Regions from separate parts of the Homo sapiens genome. Here region 2 is linked to region 1. A link is a contact called in ENCODE Hi-C or POLR2A ChIA-PET data. All regions are on one chromosome and are shown on one strand. The core of a region is the stretch at or near the end of the contact, and the rest is flanking DNA. Distances in the headings are between cores, read along the strand shown. Region 1 overlaps EP300 (EP300 lysine acetyltransferase). Region 2 holds the start of L3MBTL2 (L3MBTL histone methyl-lysine binding protein 2).

The links. Hi-C counts contacts between places; a loop is a spot of excess contacts on that map. ChIA-PET counts read pairs that join two places held with the same protein, here RNA polymerase II (POLR2A).
Region 2: a loop to region 1 is called in a map of adrenal gland, with 3 times the contacts of the local background. The contact joins the promoter of L3MBTL2 here to the enhancer-like site in region 1. A Hi-C loop is called at or near these places in 1 of 168 maps with a recorded cell type or tissue (adrenal gland). POLR2A ChIA-PET finds 5 or more read pairs at or near these places in 5 of 52 experiments (CD8-positive, alpha-beta T cell, GM12878, HEK293T and 2 more).

Annotation. Positions count from the first base shown.
Region 1 is chr22:41,138,111-41,144,103 of GRCh38, forward strand. EP300 (EP300 lysine acetyltransferase) reads left to right here. Exons shown (of 31, transcript NM_001429.4): 9 at 2,030-2,147; 10 at 2,938-3,112. Among named protein-coding and RNA genes, the nearest start is that of EP300, 49 kb to the left of the region's middle. Within about 2 kb of position 2,446, at least 3 of the 41 ENCODE cell types and tissues checked have a DNase peak (open chromatin) inside an H3K27ac peak, as active enhancers do.
Region 2 is chr22:41,202,420-41,208,412 of GRCh38, forward strand. L3MBTL2 (L3MBTL histone methyl-lysine binding protein 2) reads left to right here and starts at 2,893. Exons shown (of 17, transcript NM_031488.5): 1 at 2,893-2,967. The coding sequence starts at 2,944. RefSeq lists an enhancer at 3,737-4,237.

The sequences.
Region 1 (5,993 bases), core at 1,196-3,695:
CTCATTAAAATATTGCATTGATAACATCCTTTTCTGTTACTCCTGGTAGAGCAGGGGTTTTTTGTTTGTTTGAGATGGAGTCTCACTCTGTTGCCCAGGCTGGAGTGCAGTGGCACGATCTTGGTTCACTGCAGACTTCGCCTCCCAGGTGCCAGTGATTCTCCTGTCTCAGCCGCCCAGGTAGCTGGGACTACAGGCACGTGCCACCTCACCTGGCTAATTTTTGTATTTTTAGTAGAGACGGGGTTTCACTGTGTTGGTCACGCTGACTTCAAATTCCTGACATCAAGTGATCCGCCTGCCTCAGCTTCCCAAAGTGCTAGGATTACAGGTGTGAGCCACCACGCCTGTCCTGGTAGAGCTTTTATTATGTAAAAATCTGGTAGGGTGGACTCTCTGGTCTTCTCGTCCTCCAGATGTGCACATGGCAGTTTATTTTTGAGAAGTTGATATATTTCAGGCACTCTCCCCTTACGAACTCCATCTTAATCTAAAGAGTTTTTGTCAGATGAAGGAGGGGGAGGCATATAGAGCAAGGTAATGAAATGTGCTCAGCATCATAAAAAGGTAGAGCTTGGACCTTGCCAATTACAGAGTTTACCCTTCAAACACCATGCAGTATTTTTTCTTGGAGAAGTCTTTTCATTTCACTTTCAGTTAATAGCAGGGTCGTCTTTACTGTATCCATATTTTTTAATTGACTGAGGAACTATTTATCATTTTGTCTTAATTTATTTTTATGTTATGTCAAACTACCAATTATATACGTTTCATTTAGGAATTTTTTTTTCCTCCCACGAACCCATGCTTGCTAATCATTTAGGATTCTTTGTTTGTTTGTTTTTGTTTTTGTTTTTGAGACTGAGTCTTTCTCTGTCGCCCAGGCTGGAGTGCAGTGTCGTGATCTCGGCTGGCTACTGCAACCTCCCGTCTCCTGGGTTCAAGCGTTTCTCCTGTCTCATCCTCCCAAGTAGCTGGGGTTACAGGTGTTTGCCACCACACCTGGCTGATATTTGTATTTTTAGTAGAGATGGGGTTTCGCCGTGTTGGCCAGGCTGGTCTCGAACTCCTGACCTCAGGTGATCCACCTGCCTTGGCCTCCCAAAGGGCTGGGATTATAGGCGTTGAGCCACTGTGTCCAGCCAGGAATTCTTCAGTGGTAGCACTAAGTAACGGAATTTGACAAGGAAAGAACTTCACAAGTTTAATGAAATTATTCCTTTAATAAAGAATAACCGATCTCTTATTTTGTGACAGACTATTCAGGAACTTTTATTTAATGGACAGAGATGATTATTTGGGGTTGATCATTTGACTTTACGTTAAAAGTTTATTATATATGCTCGAGTTTTCTACCAACTTGGTATTATTCTGGACTTCCATTTATATCTTCTTGATCTGGTTCCTTCAAGTCCTATGCAACTGAGTACGGGATGTCCAAATAAAATTAGTGCCTAAAGATCACATTTGTCAGTCATAAGAGATACTAGTGCAAAACATTTTGTTAGGGAATTGCATGAAAGTGAAAAACTGAATCTAACAGAATCATTACGCATTTCTGGTCTGTCCACTTCAGGTTTTTGGTTTTTTGTTTGTTTTTTATAAGCCTTTGTCAGAACAGTTCAAGTTTTTGATGTTTTAACATTTTAGAGTGGTTACTGAATTTTATTTCAGTAAGCTAAATAATAAATTTAGAAGAGCAGATGGAACTCTGAAGGCTACTTGATACTATGACAAGGCCTGTTTTCCTCACTGTCTTTAGTATGTAACCCAAAGTAATATTTTGCTTTATGTCTAGAGTAACAGGGACCAAAGAGTATTTTTTATAGAGTCATTTCTTATATTGTGAACGGAAATATAGACAAAAATTCTTTTGTTTATCACAAAAAGATAATTTCATTTCAGTAAGTAATATATATCACCTTGCCATTATTTTTTCTTTTCCTCTATGTGTTCAGTGTATAAAAATCAGAAAAATACTAATTAAATGCTGACATGATATTACAGTGGTAGGATTTTCTTTTTCCAGCGTCCAAGCCATATTTCCTACGCCGGATCCTGCTGCTTTAAAAGACAGACGGATGGAAAACCTAGTTGCATATGCTCGGAAAGTTGAAGGGGACATGTATGAATCTGCAAACAATCGAGTGAGTGTCTGGTTTTTTTCTATTAATAGCCAAGATTGAACCTGTTGTGGTTATTTTATTCCTCTTTAGCATGTACAAGTAGTACATATGCTTCAGACGGGGGACACGCTGTAGCTATCCCGTCTTATTGTCCCCAAGCATAGTTAGGATACCAAAGCAGTTTCTTAAGTGTATGTCATCAAGAATCTTATGTTTTTCCTCCTAATACAGTGCACTCATGTGGCACTTTATCTGGTTGTCCTGTCAACCTAAAAAGTGGCTGAGCTGGCCGAGTGCAGTGGCTCGGTGCCTGTAATCCCAGCAGTTTGAAAGTCTGAGGTGGGCGGATCACTTGAGCCTAGGAGTTGGAGACCAGCCCGGGCAACATAGCAAAACCCCATCTCTACAAAAAATTAGCCAGGCATGGTGGCACGTGCCTGTTGTCCCAGCTGCTCAAAAGGCTGAGGTGGGGGAATCACCAGAGCCTTGGAAGTCAAGCTGCAGTGATTCGGGATTGCGCTGCTGGTGACAGAGGGAGACCTTGTCTCTCTCAAAAACAGGAGTGGGGTGGTGCTGAGCTGTTACCAGCTGTGTTCTCTTTTCACTAGAATATAATGAAGTAGCGACTTAACTGTTGTTCACGGTAGTTCAGATTCTCTACATAAGTTGAACTTTCCTTTCTAAATTGGCACCAGTTCTTAATGCAGCATATAAAATGAAACTAATATCTATTCTCAGTTTATTTTTTCTGTTACCTGGTGGTAGTTCCTTTTTTCCTCATCTCCCTTATTTTACTTCAACAATTCAAAAGGCGGAATACTACCACCTTCTAGCTGAGAAAATCTATAAGATCCAGAAAGAACTAGAAGAAAAACGAAGGACCAGACTACAGAAGCAGAACATGCTACCAAATGCTGCAGGCATGGTTCCAGTTTCCATGAATCCAGGGCCTAACATGGGACAGCCGCAACCAGGAATGACTTCTAGTAAGTGGTTTTTGTTATATTTCTGTTTGAGAGAAATTGATAATAAAATAGTTTCTATCTAAAGTCATTAATTTCTGTAAGCTTGTGTAACTATTCTAGAGTTTTTTAAATAACCATTTGCCTTTGCAAAGAAAATAACTCATCTACTAGTAAAAACAGAAGCAGAACAAGTATATTTAAGATGTCTGGGCATGGTACTTAACATACCTTGATAATCTGGAATTGTTTTTAGAGCCCAAGGTGTAAACTTCTCTAATAGTGACATCTAGAAAGCAATAGCCTACATACAGATGTTCACAGATTTCTCTGAGACTGGCTTGTGTGGTAAGTAGCCAGTAAATGTTTGTAGGCTGACCAGGTTCAGGAGCCCTGTAACACACATAATATCATATTACACTGTCACACTTTCTACTTGACATAAAATATTCTAAGTCTAGGAACTCTTTTTTTTTTTTTCTTTTTCTTTTTTTTTGAGGCAGAGTCTCACTCCGTCACCCAGGCTGGAGTACGGTGGCATGATCTTGGATCACTGCAGCCTCCGCCTCCCAGGTTCAAGCAATTCTCCCACCTCAGCCTTCCGAGTAGCTGGGATTACAGGCACATGCCACCACGCCTGTCTAATTTTTGTATTTTTCGTAGAGACAGGGTTTTGCCATGTTGGCCTAGCTGATCTCAAACTCCTGGCCTCAAATGATCCGCCCACCTTGGCATCCCAAAGTACTAGGATTACAGGCATGAGCCACCACTCCCTGCCTAGAAGCATCATTTAAAATTACATTTTGACAGCTTCAGTTTCTGATTATAGCATCATTGTTGACCTGATGAATTAACCAGATAGCCAAGACTATGATAAATAGTCTTACTCAATCGTTGACTTATTGGTACGATCAAAGTAGTGAAATATGGAGCAGGCACACCATTTTCAGGAATGGCACAGGCTGTAAGTGCTGTGAGCAAGGCTGTGATAGGAAAAACCTGCATTTACTGAGTTAGGAAATGCTAATGACCTCTAAGAAGTGCCAACTGAGCCAGCGGGCAGTAAACCTCATACGATCAGTAGATTATAGGTGGGCTGAGAAGTTCATCTCTTTCATTCATTGAAGTAGTAAAGTAGAGAACCATTGGTTACCACTGGCCTTTAGCAGCCTCATTTGCTAACTGAAGTGTGCCAGGTACTGTTTTGTAATGTGTAAAAAGTTGGGAGGAGCAACATTGCTGAGGAAATAGTATACATGGAGGCTGCCCAATAGTAAGGAAAAACACAGATTTTTTGAGTAGTTAGAACAAATTTTCAGGAATGAAAAAGTCAAGATTAGAGTTGAGACTGCTTCAGTACATGATTTGGACTTGAGTAGTAACTAAAGATTAAAAAAAGTAGACAGGCTGGGTGCGGTGGTTCATGCCTGTACTCCCAGCACTTTGGGAGGCCGAGGCGGGTAGATCATGACGTCAGGAGATGGAGACCATCCTGGCTAACACGGTGAAACCCCATCTCTACTAAAAATACAAAACAATTAGCCGGGCATGGTGGCGGGCACCTGTAGTCCCAGCTACTCAAGAGGCTGAGGCAGGAGAACAGTGTGAACCCGGGAGGCGGAGCTTGCAGTGAGCCGAGATTGTGCCTCTGCACTCCAGCCTGGGCAACAGAGCGAGACTCTGTCTCAAAAAAAAAACAAGTGGACATACCTGAGATACTTGGTTTTGGTAGAATTTACTCAAGTTCTGGGTGAAGTTCTGAGCCAAGTTTAAAGTCTGTGAGATATTAAATTGTATTCTAATGTCAGTATAAACAGTATGGTACTGATGTAAGCAGGAATAAGTGGTAGTGGAACTGAGTATCAGCCTTAAGTATATGTTGACCTTTAGCTCGTACTAAATCTGACATTTTGTAGAATGAGATTCTTACCTTAACCTGATACACAGAAAATAATAGAAGCATAAAAGTGGTCGGGCATGGTGGTGGCTCACGCCTGTAATCCCAGCTCTTTGGGAGGCTGAGGCTGCAGATCACTTGAGCTTAGGAGTTCAGAACCAGCCTGGGCAACATGGTGAAACTCTGTCTCTATAAAAAATACAAAAATTAGCCAGGCATGGAGGTGTGTGCCTGTAGTCCCAGCTACTCAGGAGGATGAGGCAGGAACATCACTTGAGCCCAGGAGGTCAAGGCTGCAGTGAGCTGTGATTGTGCCACTGCACTTAAGCCTGGACAACAGAGTGAGATCCTGTCTTTAAATAAATAAATAAGGTTTGTAAACTTTGAAAAAACAAAATTGAAAGAACTACGTAGAATGTTGAAGAAAACATAACATTCTCATCTTCATGTTTCTTTAACATTTGTTTTTTTGTTGTTGGTTTTGTTTTTGTTTTTTTTTTGAAACAGTCTCTCTTTGTCACTCAGGCTGAAGTGCAGTGGCACCATCTAAGCTCACTGCAACCTCTGCCTCCCAGATTCAGTTGATTCTTGTACCTCAGCATCCCCAGCAGCTGGAATTACAGGCATGCATCACCACACCTAACTAATGTTTTGTATTTTCAGTAGAGACAGGGTTTCACACCATGTTGGCCAACCTAGTCTCGAACTCCCGGCCTCAAGTGATCCGCGTACCTTGGTCTTGCAAAGTGCTGGGATTACAGGCTTGAGCCATCACACCTGGCCACGTTTGATTTTTTTGTTTTAATACAAAGAATACAGTTATTATAGAATCAGAGAGTGGCAATGGCAGGACTATGTGTATTGGCCTAAAAATATGCCCATAGTAAACTTATGTAACGTGTACCATCTTGAAAAAATAATCCCGGTTGTTAATGGAGTTGAAGGTAGGTAACTCTTTCCTTATTAATTTTTTGCAAAGATACGAAGTTTCAGGAAAAGCTGATGACA
Region 2 (5,993 bases), core at 1,643-4,142, 65 kb after region 1:
CGGCTAATTTTTGTATTTTTAGTAAAGATGGGGTTTCACCATGTCGGCCAGGCTGGTCTTGAACTCCTGACCTCAGGTGATCCGCCCACCTTGGCCTCCCAAAGTCCTGGGATTACAGGCGTGAGCCACCGCGTCTGGCAGAACTCCTGATATCAAGTTATCCACCTGCCTCAGCGTCCCAAAGTGCTGGGATTACAGGTGTGAGCCACCATGCCCAGCCAGACAACTTTTTTTTTTCTCTGTCACCAGGGTAGAGTGCAGTGGCATGAACATGGTTCACTGTAGCCTCAACCTCCTGGGCTCAAGCAATCCTCCCTCCTCAGCCTCCAGAGTATCTGGGACCACAGGTACATGCCACTACACTTAGCTAATTTTAAAAAATTTTTAGCTGGGCACAGTGGCTCAGGCCTGTGATCCCAGCACTTTGGGAGGCCAAGGCAGGCGGATCACGAGGTCAGGCGATCAAGACCATTTGCCCAGGTGGGCGAATCACCTGAGGTCGGGAGTTCGAGACCAGCCTGACCAACATGGAGAAACCCCATCTCTACTAAAAATACAAAAAAAAAAAAAAAAAATTAGCCAGGTGTGGTGGTGCATGCCTGTAATCCTAGCTACTTGGGAGGCTGAGGCAGGAGAATTGCCTGAACCTGGGAGGCAGAGGTTGTGATGAGCCGAGATCGCGCCATTGCACTCAAGCCTGGGCAACAAGAGTGAAACTCTGTCTCAAAAACAAACAAACAAAAAAACTCTAATGCCGTTCCCTTGCACAGAATAAAATCCAAGCACTCCACAAGACCCTGAATGACCTGGTCTCAGCTTTCTCTCAAACCTCATCTTGTATCACCCTCTCCATGTTTTGCTATATCCATCTACTCTCTCTGTCTTTCTGTTTATTGCATACCAAGCTTGAGTTGGCCCCAGGACCTTTGCACTTGCTGTTCCACCAATGTGGCCTTTGCACTTGCTGAACCAACCTGTCTTTTTCTTTTTTTTTCACCACTATCTTATTCCAGAACATTTATTTTTATTTTTATTTTTTGAGATGGAGTCTTGCTCTGTTGCCCAGGCTGGAGTGTAGTGGTGCAATCTCGGCTCACTGCAACCTCTGACTCCCTTGTTCAAGCGATTCTCCTGCCTTAGCCTCCCAAGTAGCTGGGATTACAGGCACCCGTCATCACACCCAGCTAATAGTTGTATTTTTAGTAGAGATAGGGTTTCATCATCTTGGCCAGGCTGGTCTCGATCTCCTGACCTTGTGATCTGTCCATCTTGGCCTCCCAAAGTGCTGGGATTACAGGCGTGATCCACTGCACCCGGCCAGGTCAATGAGTTTTAAAGATCACCTGTGTGTATTAAAGGTGAAGATTTAAAAAGGGTGACCACAGGAGGTGGAGGTTGCAGTGAGTGGAGATCCCACTGCATTCCAGCCTGGGCGACAGGGGAGACTCCATCTCAATCAATCAATCAATCAATAAAAGAAAGAAAGAAAGGGTGACCAGTTGAAGGGCTGCTGCAATGGGCCGGTGGCTTGTATTAGAGTGGTAGTGGTGGAGGAAATACAGGATATATTTTGGAGGTAGAAAAACCAACACGTTGACAGCATGGATACAGGGGTTTAGGGTGGAAGGGGTTGAAGGAAAGAAAGACCTCTAGGAAGAGTTTGACATCTCCACGGCGGACTTCAAATTTAGGCATATATTTTATATGTATTCAGCCTCCACATATTGCATTTAGAGTCTCAATTAATTCACTGGGACACGGCATGGCATAGGGAAGGAATCTGTACTAAATTTGGAATCCCAATCCTGTGTGATCTTGGAAAGTGCCTAAACCTGAAGTGGTGAAGAGCCACCACTTCCTCTTCTTTCAAACGGTGATAGGATGTCTAAGGGTTTGAAAAGATGTTTGCAAAGCTCCACAACAGCACCTAGAACTCAGGGTGTCTAAGGAGGTTGTGGGAAACCCTAACGGGATGAGGCAGAGAGCCTCAGATTCGAGGTTTTTACCCAGGAGAGAGTGGTGAAGGAGGAATGTTGTAAGATTTTGAGCAGGCTGGACATTTACAGTATTGAGAAAAAGAATATTCCAGTTTCAGCCGGGCGCGGTGGTTCACGCCTGTAATCCCAGCACTTTGGGAGGCCGAGGCGGGTGGATCCCGAGGTCAGGAGTTCAAGACCAGCCTGGTGAAACCCCGTCTCTACTAAAAAATACAAAAATTAGCCGGGCTTGGTGGTGGGCGCCTGTAGTCCCAGTTACTTGGGAGGCTGAGGCAGGAGAATCGCTTGAACCTGGCAGGCGTAGGTTGCAGTGAACCGAGATCGCGCCACGGCACTCCAGCCTGGGCGACAGGGCAAGACTTCGTCTCAAGAAAACACACACACACACACACACACACACACACACACACACACACACACACACAGAGTATTCCAGTTTCTTCCTTTTTTTTTTCTTTTTAATCTGGAGTAGTCCAGTTTCTGCCTGAGTTGGAAATGAGTCCCTCTGCTATGCATCCCAGCAAAAGGGCACCTTAAATATCTAACCCGGGAGAGTACGAGGTTATTCCTGGAGTCTGGAACAGTGACTATCATAGGTGCTCAATAACCGTTTAGGGAAGAATAACATCCAGTGAAGTCAAGAGGTTGGCGTAATTGGAACACTCGGCGTGAGGCGCACCAGGTTTCCAGCGCCCCTGGTTTCCACGTCGCTATGGTAACGACTCACCCTGCACACATGCGAACTACAATTCCCATAACCGCCCGCGGCTTCCCCGCCCACAGGGAGAGAATGGCGGGAGCAGGCACGGAACCGGCTTTTCCTCCTTCCTGCAGCGTGATTGGCCCGCGGCTCAGGGAGGCGACCAATGAGTGCTCTCGCGGAGAGCGACGGGGCAGGCCAATATGGCTTCCTGCACCTGGTGACGCTTGGCGAAACTGAGGTCTCATGGAGAAGCCCCGGAGTATTGAGGTGAGAAGGCGAGGACTTAGCGTGACTGGGAAAGGGAACTCCGAGAGCCTCGCTCCGTGGGCCCTTCTTTAGGGCTTTTAGCGACGCCTGGAGGGTGGAGGGTGGGAGGATGGATAAACTGAGGTAGTTAAACTGAGCCAGGGGCAGAGGCAATTGACGTTACTTTTTGCCCCTCTCCTGCTGGGGCCAACGTTCGGCGAGGAGTTCAGGGAGGAACAGCCGTCCCTGGCCTGGGGGAAAGGGAACTAGGTTTAGGATCTGAGAGCTCCTGAATCTTCCTTATCCTGCTTGTCTCGTGGCTGTGTTGTTTAGGGCTTGTGAGGCCTGTTACATGAGGTGGGAAGTGAAGGGAGATTAAAGTTGGGTGAACATCACTCCTTGTCTGTAACGTTCACGTGCATTATCTTCCAGTACACTCACAGCAATCATGTATTATTCTTTCGTCTTTGTCGTTCAAGCCACTGAGGCTTAGAGGTGGTGCGACACCCCAGGAAGTTACCCCGGCTGGAAAGTGAAGGAGATTGGCACTAAGTCTGTCCGCCTCTGAAACTTTGCCTGTTATGCTTTTCACACTGTACTGCAACCTGGAACCCACTCATCCTTTTTTTTTTTTCTTTCAGACGGAGTCTTGCTCTGTCACCTAGGCTGGAGTGCAGTGGCGCGATCTCGGCTCACTGCAACCTCCGTCTCCCGGGTTCAAGCAATTCTGTCTCCATCTCCCATGTTCCTGGGATTACAGGCATGTGTCACCACACCCGGCTAATTTTTGTATTTTTAGTAGAGACGAGGTTTTGCCATGTTGGTCGGATTGGTCTCGAACTCCTGACCTCAGGTGATCTGTCTGCTTCACCTCGGCCTCCCAAAGTGCTGGGATTACAGGCATGAGCCACTGCACCCCGCCTCATCCTTTAATCATTTGGTTTCTGGGCACCTTATATTTAAGAGACGGGGTGTTCCTATGTTGCCCTGGCTGGAATGCAGTGGTTACTCACAGGCGTGATGACAACGCACTGCAGCCTCTAACTCTTGGGCTCAAGCAATCCTTACACCTCAGCCTCCTAAGTAGCTGGGACTATAGGTGGTCTCTGTCACCCTGCCTGACAAGGGTACCTATATTTGAATTGTTTCCTTGCTGGGTGCGGTGGCTCACGCCTGTAATCCCAGCACTTTGGGAGGCCGAGGCGGGCAGATCACGAGGTCAGGAGATCGAGACCATCCTGGCTAACATGGTGAAACCCCATCTCTACTAAAAATACAAAAAAATTAGCCGGGCGTGGTGGCAGGCACCTGTAGTCCCAGCTACTCGGGAGGCTGAGGCGGGAGAATGGCGTGAACGTGGGAGGCGGAGCTTGCAGTGAGCCGAGATCGGGCCACTGCACCACTGCACTCCAGCCTGGACGACAGAGCGAGACTGTGTCTCAAAAAAAAAAAAAAATTGCTTCCTTTCTAGCATATTTGCATGTGTAGTTGCAAATATAAGGTGGAATAGCTCAAACTTTCTGCAAGGGTAAACGAGAATAATCATGTGGAGAATAAGAATAGCAAGTCACACTTTTAGAGCTGTTACTGACTGCTGGAAATAGAACTAGGTTTTACATATCTTATCTCAATCTTCGTAAGAATTCTCTAAAGAAAGCTTATTACCTCTCTTGTAATGATGACAGCAGCAAGATAAAATACGCACAAAATCACACAGTTAATAAATGTTAGAGCCAGGATTCAAACTCAGGCAAATCAGAGCCTATGCTTTCAACCAGTAAAAATTGGCAACCTTTATTGAGCACTTACTATATGCAAGTCACTATTCTGAGAGCTTTGCCTGTATCGTCTCTTACTTCTCCCCCAAATCCTTTTTTTTTTTTTTTTTTTTTTTTTGAAACAGGGTTGCTCTCTGTCACCCAGGCTGGAGTGCAGTGGTGCAGTCATAGCTAACTGCAGCCTTGACCTCCCTGGCTCAAGAGTTCCTCCCACCTCAGCCTCCCTAACCAAAACACCCAGCTAATTTTTTCCATTTTTTATAGAGACAGGGTTTCCCTATGTTGCCCAGTCTGGTCTTGAACTCCTAGGCTCAAGCAATCCTCCTGTCTCGGCCTCCCAAAGTGCTGGGATTACAGGCATGAGCCACCATGGCCAGCCCCCAAACCCTATGAAATAGGTGGTACTATCCTCATTGTACAGATGTGGAAACTGAAGCACTGCAAAATTGACTTGCTGCAGGTCATACAGCGAGTAAGCACTAGAGATATTTGAGCTCTGGACCAGAGGCCAAACTTTTCTCCTTTCTTCACACCTTTTTTTTCCTTTGAGACAGTGTCTTCCCTCTGTCATCCAGGCTGGAGTGCAATGGTGTGATCATGATTCAGTGCAGCCTTGACCTCCCAGGCTCAAGCTGTCTTCCCACCTCAGCCTTCTGAGTAGCTAGAGCCACAGGTGCATGCCACCACCACCCAGCTTTTTTTTTTTGAGAAGGAGTCTCACTCTGTTGCCCAGGCTGGAGGGCAGTGGTGCAATCTCGGCTCACTGCAACCTCCAACTCCTGGGTTCAAGTGATTCTCCTGCCTCAGCCTCCCGAGTAGCTGGGATTTCAGGCACCCACCATCATGCCCAGCTATTTTTTGTATTTTTACTAGAGATGGGATTTCACCATGTTGGCCAGGATGGTCTTGAACTCCTGGTCTTAAGTGATCCGCCCGCCTCGGTCACCCAAAGTGCTGGGATTATAGGTGTGAGCCACCGCACCCAGCTTTTTTTTCTTTTTCTTTGGAGACAGGATGTCATTCTCTTGCCCAGGCTGGATTGCAGTGGCATGGTTATGGCTCACTACAGCCTTGACCTCCCAGGCTCAAGCAGTCCTTCCACCTCAGCTCCAAGAAGCTGGGACTACAGGCGCATGCCACCACACCTGGCTAATTTTTTTTTCTTTTGTAGAGATGGGGTGTGGCTGTGTTGCCAAGGCTGGTCTCAAACTCCTGGGTTCAAGCAATCCACCTGCCTCAGCCTCCCAAAGTGCTGGGATTACAGATGTG